Regions from separate parts of the Homo sapiens genome. Here region 1 is linked to region 2. A link is a contact called in ENCODE Hi-C or POLR2A ChIA-PET data. All regions are on one chromosome and are shown on one strand. The core of a region is the stretch at or near the end of the contact, and the rest is flanking DNA. Distances in the headings are between cores, read along the strand shown. Region 1 holds the start of SLC39A10 (solute carrier family 39 member 10). Region 2 holds the start of ANKRD44-AS1 (ANKRD44 antisense RNA 1).

Evidence for each region. Hi-C counts contacts between places; a loop is a spot of excess contacts on that map. ChIA-PET counts read pairs that join two places held with the same protein, here RNA polymerase II (POLR2A). Pooled maps may share reads with other maps.
Region 1: a loop to region 2 is called in a map of naive thymus-derived CD4-positive, alpha-beta T cell, with 21 times the contacts of the local background. The contact joins the promoter of SLC39A10 here to the promoter of ANKRD44-AS1 in region 2. A Hi-C loop is called at or near these places in 2 of 168 maps with a recorded cell type or tissue (gastrocnemius medialis and naive thymus-derived CD4-positive, alpha-beta T cell) and 6 of 50 pooled maps. POLR2A ChIA-PET finds 5 or more read pairs at or near these places in 1 of 52 experiments (activated CD4-positive, alpha-beta T cell).

Annotation. Positions count from the first base shown.
Region 1 is chr2:195,655,562-195,661,602 of GRCh38, reverse strand. It overlaps SLC39A10 (solute carrier family 39 member 10), which reads right to left and starts at 4,377. Exons shown (of 10, transcript NM_020342.3): 1 at 4,322-4,377. RefSeq lists silencers at 3,609-3,708, 3,909-4,028, 4,059-4,108.
Region 2 is chr2:197,196,732-197,202,073 of GRCh38, reverse strand. It overlaps ANKRD44-AS1 (ANKRD44 antisense RNA 1), which reads right to left and starts at 4,083. Exons shown (of 2, transcript NR_135584.1): 1 at 3,985-4,083; 2 at 2,801-3,156. All of the region lies in intron 1 of ANKRD44 (ankyrin repeat domain 44), which reads left to right. RefSeq lists an enhancer at 2,968-3,037.

The sequences.
Region 1 (6,041 bases), core at 3,128-5,627, 1.5 Mb after region 2:
AACATGTCTGAACATTGTATGTGGTCTCCTAAGCAGTTAATTTGGAAATAATTTAGTATTACTGGCTGGGCACGGTGGCTCATGCCTGTAATCCCAGCACTTTGGGAGGCCAAGATGGGAGGATTGCCTGAGCCCAAGAGTTTGTGACCAGCCTGGACAACATGGCAAGATCCTTGTCTCTATATAAATAAATACATACTATTATTTAAAACTGTAATTTTGATTCTATATTTCTTCATACCTACTATACTTTTAAGCATTCCACTAATTTTTTATTGAGAATATGTTTGGATATTTTAGAAAAAGCTAAAAGTTATCCTGTGGCCTATCCATAGAACTTATAAGGGATAATAAAAAGAAAAAAAAGAGTTTGAAATACTGATATTGCAATAATCTAAATAAAACCTAAAACCTTAAGAGTTTGCATTGACTACAGAAAATCCTTTCTGTAAAGTAGATTTTGTAGAATGTTATCTGTTCATTGCCTTTGTGTAGTGGTATATTGTGTTATAATATCTGTGTGTAAACTGAATACTTGGGTTTCATTATAGTATTCACATAAAATAATATTAATGATATAAAAAAGGAAATCTTGTGGCTATGAAGAGGTCCTTGAAACTATTTTTTAAGAATCATTCTATAAAAGTCATAGAAAATAAATTCGAATTTTAAAAAAAAGCTCACAATGTAAATTTAACACTTTCAAACTTTATTATCAGTACAGTCAAAGCAATACAAAGTTATATGGAACTAAATTAATCTAGAAAGTAGATTTTTATATCATTCAAGATAAGGAGAAGCCCAGATTAAATATATAAAATTGTTGTTATTTACACAGCTAACTTCCCGCTTTGAAAACAATCCCATACGTAAATTTCTTTTTTGGAGCAAGGTAACTTGGTGATTGTTCTATCTCTACCCAAAATTCACCCCTATTTGGAAAACTGGGGGCTAAAAGCAATCAGAATTCACCAGTTCAAAAACACTTACGTCCATCTTATTAGCAACACTAACTACCCAGAGGAAACTAAAATAGACCAGATTTACAGCAGTAAGTAAATCTAATTGTAATTTAAACATTACCTTATTTTAGCAAAAGGTGAAGGGAATCAAACGCTAGGGGGCAGCATCAAACTGTTGTGGGTTAGGCTGGGCAGCCTTGCAAACTTTAAGCTTTAGGGTATTTTTAATGAGAATTACACTTACATAAAAGATGAATTATAAAACTTCCGTTATAAAGGAAAAAACTAGTTGTTTTGATTCCCTACATTTCTCTTCCATTTCCCATTGTGTACTTTCTTTTGCAACTATGACTGGTATCACTTTAAAATGCACTAGTAATAATGTCCTTCTGATACTAAACTCATGGCATTTCCAATACTGAGGTAAGCACTATATAAACACAAGCTGACATTTTTAGCCTAACCATAATGGTTAAGTTTTGATTCACTCAATTAGCATTTTAAACTTAATTAAAGAGCTTGACAAGCTCTGCATATTCATGTGTCATAAGCAGTATGTGACAAAAAAAACTGTGCAGTATGTACCCCCTCACGAAATTTAGTTTGGCAGGGAAAACAAGATGCACATGTTATTATAAATTAGAAAATGGAAGAGAAGTAGAAATAAATCCATGAGTATTATATATAAGTAACAGAACAAAAACAACAGGATAATGTATCCCCCCCAAAGGCCCAGTAGAGACCATCAAAGCTCATTCTGGGGGTAGTCAAGGAGGGAGTGGAGGGAGAAAAAGAACGCAGACCTTCAACCACTAATGAAAGAACTGAAACATCTGTATGTAGAAAAAAGGTAAAATCAACTCACTATCATCTTCAGCCTTTTGGTTATCTCATTTAATGGTCACAGTTAAGTCCGTGAGTAGGGTTTTTGTACTTGAAGTTCAAATAGAAGATTAAGATAAGCAACTTCCTCAAGGTAAGCAAACTAATTAATAGATCAAGGTTTTGAACTTTTAAAATTTCACTCCAAAGCCCTAAATTTTTTCCAGTATTGGTCAACACTGAGGGTAGAAGGGTTGGGTGAACAGAATATTAACAAGGTAAATTTCTCTAATCAGAAGGAAATGATCATCCCAGATGCTGAATTTTCCTTGCTATAATACTACATCCTATCTTCTCCAAAAATCACTTTTGAAAAAGGCACACCCCCTAGATTAGTACTTGCATACGACACTTGAGGCCTACTCAAAGTACTTCAAATCAGGTGCTCAAAAAAAGGGAAGGACCGTGTTAGCTTTTAAGCAGTTAGAATTTAAATTGGTAACAGTAAGAACTAGTATAGGTTATCATGCAATCTATTATTGATGTCATTTCCTATGAGGTCTTCCCCAACCACTTTTTTTAAAGTAGCACCAAAGTCATTCTTGCACAGGGGTTCTTATCCAGGCGTCTATGTACGGAACGCAGAATGTTTGTAAATATGGACAGGTAAAAAAAGAAAAAGATTTATCTTAACCTCTGACATTTACTTATCTCTTCAGTTACGAATGCAGGCAAAAATTACAGCGATGTGAAATACCTGATAGCAATTTTAGATTAAATTTAAGCCAAATTCTTTAAAGATCATTTACAGTCCTCACTAATGCTTTACTAAAATATAGATGTCATATTTAATATCTTCATTATTTCATAACTGGTTTCTGTTGCAATTCTATGTATTTCATACATTTAAAACCATCATTCTGTGGTTCATCACATAAAAAAGTTAAAAATCCATACCAGCACATCATTGTTTTATTTTCTTCACAGCACTTATCACTGATATTATATGTTTCCAGTAAGGAGCCACTGGAGTAACCAGTGTCTGCAGAATGTGCGTTGTCTGGCATGGATCCAAGATCTAGAAAAAGTAACTGACTCATATTAAGGTACTCAAATATTTGTACAATAGAGTCCTAATACAAAACAATACACAGGAGTCTTGACTTGAGGCTTTCAATTGCATACTAAGTTAGAAGGAACTAAGTTCTACATCTCCAGCTTTTCCATTACTTGCTTTTTCTTAATTATGTACAATTTAGATACACATCCAAAAAGAAAACAAATACAAACCTATTCTAGTTTTGCTCCAAGAATGACTCAGTTCCAATGTAAAATTAGAGGACTTAACAGCAAAAGGCATAAATAAAAGTTTCTTTTAAAAAACAGTATAACCTACCATACTTTTTGTTTTTTTCTAACATGTGTTTTGTGTCACTGTTACTTAGAATAGGTACTCGAGTGAACGACCCTTCCAACGGAGGGCTTCAGGTTCTGCAGTGATATTTCTTCCTCGTGCCAGATCCTTAGTACAGCCCATGTGGACAGGCTCCCACGTGAACATTTCTTTACAGAAGCCACAGGAAGACCTTGAACGTCATGTTGCTCGCGCCCTGGCAAGGCCCCCGCCCTTCTTAGCTGGGGCGTTCGAGGGACCCCAGGAGAGGCAAGGAGTTCAGCAGATTCCCAGACCCGGAGAGGCGGTGCGCGAAGGTTCCTCTACGCGATCCCCCTGCCGCGCCCCACATCGCTCTCCACCTAAGGGCTTTCCGGAACAAAGCCGTGCGGCCGCGCCACCTCCGGCCCACCCGGCCTGTCCCACCGACCCGGCCCCACCCTCACCCTCAGCTCCAGGGACCCCCAGCAGGCCGAGATCTTCACACCCCCGCGCTCCGCCTCGGCTTTTCGGTTGGTCCGGGAGAAAACTAGTAGGAGCAGAGGCGCCGCCGTCCGTTAGCCTCGGTCCGGAACAGCGGTGCCGAGGCTCCATCCCGGGGTCCCCTCGCCCCATTACAGACCAGAGAGAAGGACTGGAGAAGAAAAAACCGGGGCGCTGGTCGCCAAGCCCCCGAAGACCTGCCTACAGATCCCCAAAGCCTCGCCCGCCCGCGCCTGCGACGCCATCCGCGGCCGGCGCGCAGCCCCCTAACCGCCGCCACCCGCCCAGCGGTCACTCCCCCACCCCGGGCGCGGCCCGCGAGGCTCCGCCAACCTCCACAGGAAGGTGAGGGGGGCGCGAGGCTCCGCACGCGAAGTGGATGCCGCCGGCTCCCGATCCCGCGGCCCGCAGCAGCCCAGACCGCACACGAGGAGCCGCGGCGCCCAACACTCTGCCCACCACGCGCTCTGCTTCGGCTGGCCGCCGCCGACTGCAGCAGCTGCGGGAACCCCAGCGCCCGCATCCCCGAGGGAACCAGCCCCGACTCCCCGGTTCTGTTCTCCCTTTCTACCCCCACGCCGTCCCGGGACTCGCAGTCTCCGCCGCGCACGGGGCCGGTTCTGGGGGAGGGAATGTAAACAAATCGGGGTTTTATAGTTACCTCACACTCGAGTGCCGTGTGCATCTCCTCTCCGCTCGGTACCAAACCCCGGCTGCACCAAATCGTGTATTCACCAAAGCAGACTGCGCTAACTGCGTCGCAGAAACCGGCGCGTCTGACACCCTGCTACGCTTGCGGCGTACAAGGTCCACTCAGCTCCCTGCGCAGCCGCACCCCGTCCGCCTATGGGTGCTACGCTATGGGCGTACACGCGCCACCTAGCTATTCACTTCGGATAACGCCAGTTGCGTAAAGGAGTCGCACTACTCACGGATTCCACATGGATCGTCCGAGGAATAGGAAATTCAAGTCTACGCAAACTGCGGAGTTCCGTGGCTCCGCGCTAGTTTTGTTCCAAGAAAGAACGCCGCGGGGGAGTTGGGGCGGCTTCTTAACGCATGCGTGGAGCGCCCTTTATCATTCGCCTTTTCTCCTGGCTTTCGAACGTCGGTTGCTGAGGCCTTGGGCAAGGCGAATGAGTAATGGAAGCTCTAAACCCAAACGCTTTAGCCAAAAAGCTTCAGAGTGATCAACTGGAATGTTCATCTGTATACGAGTTAAACATCTACGTTAAGTTAACCCCGCCCCCTTTGTTAAAGTAACCTTTTCAGTCTCTTAGGGCAACAGCGAACTTTATTTAGTGCTAAGTGCGAGGTGTTTTGCCTAGCTCCCCTTCCCACCCATTTAATTCTAAAGCACACTTACTGCGGGTCTTCCAAACCTAAAAGAAAAAGTTGAGTCCTGAGAACATGTCACACATGTAGAGAAATTCTCGAGGCTTTTGGCAACTTTCCAAGGTCTTCACTCCTCTACTCCTCAACTGATCGACTATTTCTTAACACTCTATGACAAAAAAATCCCGATCCAGCCAAGCAGTTCCATGGACTTGTGCCTACACCGTGCTCATTCTTGCCCTTTGCTCACGCCATACATCCCATCTAAATTGTCTCCTCCCCTCTTAAGCAACCACCAACCCACATTTTCTTAAAAGGTGACTCTGGACGTCTTATTTTTGCTTCATTACTCTGCTTCCTGGCTCTTACTTAATCCACATGTTGAGGCGTATCTGCATTCCGCCTGGGGTGCCTGTGTTTCTATATCCAACCAGAATCTACTTAACACAGCGAGTTCTGGGGGTGCCTTACTGGTGTCTAGTAGAGAAAATAAAACCATGAACAGCAGTAATCGCAGGCTTGACTGTGTGTCAAGTACTCCACATATATATTAATTTAATCACCATAACACGGTGAGGTAGGAAACTGAGGCACACAAGACTTTAACTTGCCTGGTATCACAGAGCAGGTAGAGAAAAGAGTTGGGATTTCCAAACCCATTCAGTATGGACGGCTAGGTAGTCCCGCTAACCTGCATATTATACCTTCATGAAAGAAGGTTATTTTTTGTTTTGTATCTCTACAAAAAACATCCAAAACAACGAAAATGGTGCTTGATAAATGCCTACTGATTGCCATACGTAGTTCAGAACACTGAACTACTCATATGCCCTTTTCCTTGTTTGGAAAGCCAGAGCATGGACCTCACTCCTGCTTACAAAGGGAGAAGTCCTGAGGTGTGGAGAAAAGAGATTAAGCCTGAGTCCTAGTTTCAAGTCTCACCATTGCCACTAAATGTGAGACAATAGCTGTGGTCCTCAGATTCATTGATAAATTAAGGGGATCGTTTTAAATATATTCTAAGGTTCATCCTAGAACTAAAGTCC
Region 2 (5,342 bases), core at 2,834-5,333:
TCACCAAGTCCACTTCTATCCCTGGGTGGAGGAGGGGCAGCTAAAAGTTCTCCTTTGTCAGGACAGTCAACCATGATCTCAAAAGAACTATGATTGTATTGTGCATTTTAAACCCTTGGAATGTTACATGGTGATGAGGTAACAGTGGCTATGAATGTTCTTACAAGTGGGAGCTGAGCATTGGGTACACAAGGACACAAAGATGGGAATAGTAAACACTGTGAATCCCAAAAGGGGGCAGGATGGGAGGAGGGCAAGAGATTAAAAACTACCTATGGGGCACTATGTTCACTACTTGGGCGATGGGATCATTAGAAGCCCAAACCTTAGCATCACACAGTATACCTGTGTAACAAACCTGCACATGTATCCCCTGCATCTGAAATAAAAACACAAAACACAAAAACAAAATATAAAAACAACAGCTCTGAGTTTTGACATAAGGTGTGCAGTGCAGATTCCCAAATCTAGATTTAACATGCGACGACACTAACAGGGTCTCCACATCATTCAGAGCCAACGTCAGGGGGATTGTTGGTGAGGAGAGGGGAGTGTGGATACCAGGAAAGGAACCAACCTCAGTTATGTCAGTTGGGCCAGAGGAGGCCAAAGGATCCTATCTCCCTGATGCCTTGTCTCAGACCTCAGTTGCCTTTGTGGTTGCCTAGTGCCACGGAGGCAACGGGCATTCAAAATTCTGCTAAATAAAAACACACAGCAAATTAGGTTTTATTTAAACTCAGTAACTTACTCTCCTTGTTAAAAACTCAGTAACTCACTCCCTTATTTTCTGTAATATGACTGTCAAGATTATGTCTTCACACGTGCCCTTCACATGAACATTCTGGGAGTGCATCTTGTTTTCCTAATGTTTAAAAAACATGCTGCAAGCTAATTTTAAACTGGGATGGGTAATGAAAAAGAGAGAATCATAGACTTCTCTGTGGCACCACCTCTCAGTTAAAAATTACCCATGCCTTTTTAATCTCTAGTCTTTGAGACTAAAAGCACATTAATCTACTTATTCCTAATTCATTTTCAGAATTTTCCCATAGAGCTACTTATATTCAGTCTCAAGGCATACTATATATCAGGACATACACTAAACTTTCAAATCATATTTAACAATTGATAAAATTTAAAACTTGTTATTAAATATTTTCATTTAAATGGATTTGGAGAAGTTGCAAACATACTATTGCAACATAGAGTGAAAGACCAACACTGTAGTGACTGTCGATGTAAACATTTTAACAAAGTTTTTGATTATCAAAAGAACTGAGGTCTTTTTGGTTGCTAAATTCCAGTCACTTCATTATTGCTTTCTTTCATGTTATTCATATTATTTTCCAGATGGGCAGGAGCAGCTTAAATGACTACTGTTGTTTGAAGGGCACAGCAAGCGTTGTATGTGTTTTGGCAGGGGGTAGCATAGGGCATGAGAAGGACAGGGAAGGAAGAGATTTGGAGGTAATTTCAAGCTCGTGCTGTCTGGAAGTAGTGCATTTTAAATTAGTGTTAGTGTGATGTTCTGCAGCAGCCAAGCTTGGGAATTTTTTATATCTTTAAGCAGAGTCTGGCGAGTGGTGGTGGTGGGAGGAGTATGAGAAGAGGGTGTTTAGAAATGCTGTAACTCAGGACATTCTCCTGAGCATATACATGTCTAAAGTCAGTGCTGTGCCCTGCCTCATTTGTCATTCCAAAATACATTTTTTTCCTTCCTCCATCTAAACCATGTTCAGGCCTTGTTCAAGTCCTGCCTCCTCCAGAGACACCACTCTGGCTTCTTAGCCTTTCATGCTTCCCCTTTTCTGAATCAAGAAGGCTCCTAGAATATTATGGCTAAAGGCACCTCCAGATTACCTCTCCAATCTGTCATTGTGCAGAAGGACAACTTGGCATCCATTTGCATGAGGTCTGTAGAACATGGTTCAGTACTGTCTTACACAGTTTAAGTGTTTTGTGTGGGTTAGGCTTATTTCCCCAACTATATTTGGCAGTCTTTTAGGAAAGGACTATGTCACACATTTCTTTTGTATATTTCATAAAAATAGCATATTGTAGGTACTCAGAAAATGCTTTTGGCTCTGGTAGCACTTCTCTGTGCAATGTGGATAAGCACTGATAGAGGCTTGTTTGTTGTGGTACAAACTAGAAACAACCCAAATGCCCATTCGAAGGGGAATAATTGAATATGTTATGGCATATCCATACAATGGAATAGTATTATATATAGTTATTAAGAGAAATGATTTAATCCTGTAGCTATCGACCTGGGGGATGTCCTCAGTACATCATTATTTTTGCAAATTGTAAGAGAGGGAAATAAGCCAGGCATGGTGGTATGCATCTGTAATCCAGACTACTTGGATTACAGATACTTGGGTGGGAGGATCGCTTGAACCCAAGAATTTGAGACCACCCTGGACAATATAGCAAGACCCCCATCTCAAAAAAAGTGTGTGTGTGGGAAATAGTAAAATCCCATTTTCTGATAATAAATAACGATAATCTCATATATCTGTATCTGTACCTACCAACAAGAACACGGGCTGTTCACATTTGTGGTAGGAAAGGTTATTAAGTTTTTTCTTTATCTGTTTTTGTATTGTTGCAACAGGAAACCTACTAAGATTAAAATCCAGCAAACATAAGACAAAGATAAAATGCACAGGGGTTTTGATGCATTAGGTGTTTCCCATAGTACTTCCTATTTTTCAAACTTCGTGTGATTAAAAAAGTAAGTTTTATCCCTGACTAAATTTCAGTGTGGAAATAAAGAAATAAAGATAGCATGTACTTGGCTTAGGTATACTTGTTTTGTTCTTTCAGCTCGTTACGTAAAGATACATTTTTTTTTCTTTCTCATGACATGAAGATAAGCTTTCTTCTTACCAAAACCTAAACTGTGAAGGCAGCACCCAAGCCAAAAGCCTCGAGGCTCTGGTTTCTGTGGTGGGATGGGGAGAGAAGTAGGTTGCACAGATGTAGGATGCCAGCTGACTTCAGAACTTCCGGTCTCAGAGCTAACCAGGCTCGGCAAGCCACAAGAGAGAAGGAGCTTGCATAGGTGGAAGAGCAAAGAAAGCCAGTGCTGCAGAACTTCCGGTGCTCCTCCGCCGATGTCGGGCTGGCGCTGCTCCCGAGCCCTGTGTCCTGTGGAAGAAGTTGGTGAGAATCGTTTTGAATGTAGGCAGCCACTCCTGAGGAGGCTAGCCCTTGCTACATTAAAGGTGGAGCTAGATTTACATTTTATTTTATTTTATTTTATTTTTTATTTTTCGAGATGGAGTCTTGCTGTCGCCCAGGCTGGAGTGCAGTAGCACGATTTCAGCTCACTGCAACCTCCACCTCCCGGGCTCAAGCGATTCACCTGCTTCAGCCTCCCGAGTAGCTGGGATTACAGGGGCACGCCACCATGCCTGGCTAATTTTTTGTATTTTTAGTAGAGACGGGGTTTCACCATGTTGGCCAGGCTGGTCTCAAACTCCTGGCCTCAGGTGATCCACCTGCCTCGGCCTCCCAAAGTGCTGGGATTACAGACGTGAGCCACCATGCCCGGTCAAATTTACCTTTTAGATTCACATATTACCACCAGAAGAATGCTTCCTCTGACAACTGAGCGGTACTCCATCCCCAGAGCCCTTTGTGCAGACTATTATTGCAGTTTCCTAACTTGTTATGACACTCCAGCCTTTTCCTCCAGGTCATCATACAATCCATTTTTAGAGTGATTGTTCTAAAGCACAAATCTTAGGTCACTCCCCTGCTCAAAAACCACCCACTGCTCCCCCAGTTCCACAGAAGAGAGCTCAAATTTCTTAGCTTGGTATTCAAGACCTTCCATGATAGGATCCCTGTCTACTACTCAGCTTACCTCACTTCTCCCCTCCTCCAGCCAAATGAAACTGTTCCCTGTGTATGTTCAGGCTCCCTAGCTTCTGCTCACAGCCTTCTGAATATGAAGAAGGGAAAGTCCCTTACCATTCCATCCGTCTCTACCTGTTTAAATCCTCCCCAGTCTTCAATATTCATTTCAGAGGCTGCGTCTTTCAGGAGGCCAGGTACAATTTCTCTCCCTTCTCCATGCACTTCTCCTGCGGCCTGTGCCTTACATTCTAGCTGTGCGTATTTGTATACTTCCTGTTACACCTTGGTAACCTCATCAAGGGAGAGACTGACTCTGACATTCCAGTGTCTGAATTTCTTTCTTTCTTTTTCTTTTTCTGTGTTTCTTTCTTTCTTTTTTTTTTTTTTTTTTTTTGAGACAGGATTTCACTCTGTCACCCAGGCTGGAGTGCAATGGTGTGAGCATGGCTCACTGCAGCCTCAATTTCCTGGGCTCAGTTGGTTCTCCCACCTCAGCCTCCCGAGTCGCTGGGACTACAGGTGTGCGCCACCGTGCCCAGCTAATTTTTGCATTTTTAGTGGAGATGTGGTTTCACCATGTGTCTAGGCTGGTCTGGAACTCCTGGATTCAAGTGATCCGCCTGCCTTGGTCTCCCAAAGTGTTGGGATTACAAGCATGAGCTACTGCGCCCGGCCTCCAGTGTCTGAATTTCTTATGCTCAGTAAATGTCTTATGCTTAATACATCTTTGTTGAATTGAATGTGGTTATCTGAAATGTACCAAATTAAGTTTTAGAAAACATATCTTTTATCCCCTGTTGGAGGGGGTAGTGTGTAAAGAAATAAAGGAGCTACGCACTGGGTTGGTGTCTGTGAAAGGAAATATGATATGACTTCTTTTTTTTTGCAGAATTTCCCATTTTCCCATTTTATATTATCGAATGTTTTCCAGTCTCTTAGGCTCCTCTCTCTTCCTGCTGCCTTATCCTTTCCCTTTGACATCTGTCACTGGATGTCCTTACCATGATTTTGGATGGGGAAATGAGAAGATGCTTCCTGAAAGACTACACTGAGGGGATTCTCTAATAGATTTTCATTCCATGTGACTTTTTCTGGCTGGGGAGGGAGTAGGGGACCTTCCAGTCATCTCAGGCAGAAACTAATTCAGGTCCTGATCAACCCACTGCCTTAAATTTTAGAATGGTTGCTATAACAATTTTAGAATGGTTGCTATAACAAGATGCCTTAGGAAAAAAAAAATTGACAATGGCCAGAACAGGAAGGTGACTCCGTTTTACACATGTCCCTAGTCCCTCACCTGTGGAGAGGTGGTGAGAGTTTAACTGCTTGCTGTCTTTCCAAGAATGCACGTGGAATTCAAAGAAAAGAACAGTAGAAGGGAAGGAGAGGGTTTAAAGGAAAATTGTCATGGGCTTTGGAAAGACCTGATTGTGTAAAAATTGCTTGCTGGTGTTTGGAAAGAACCCAGGTGC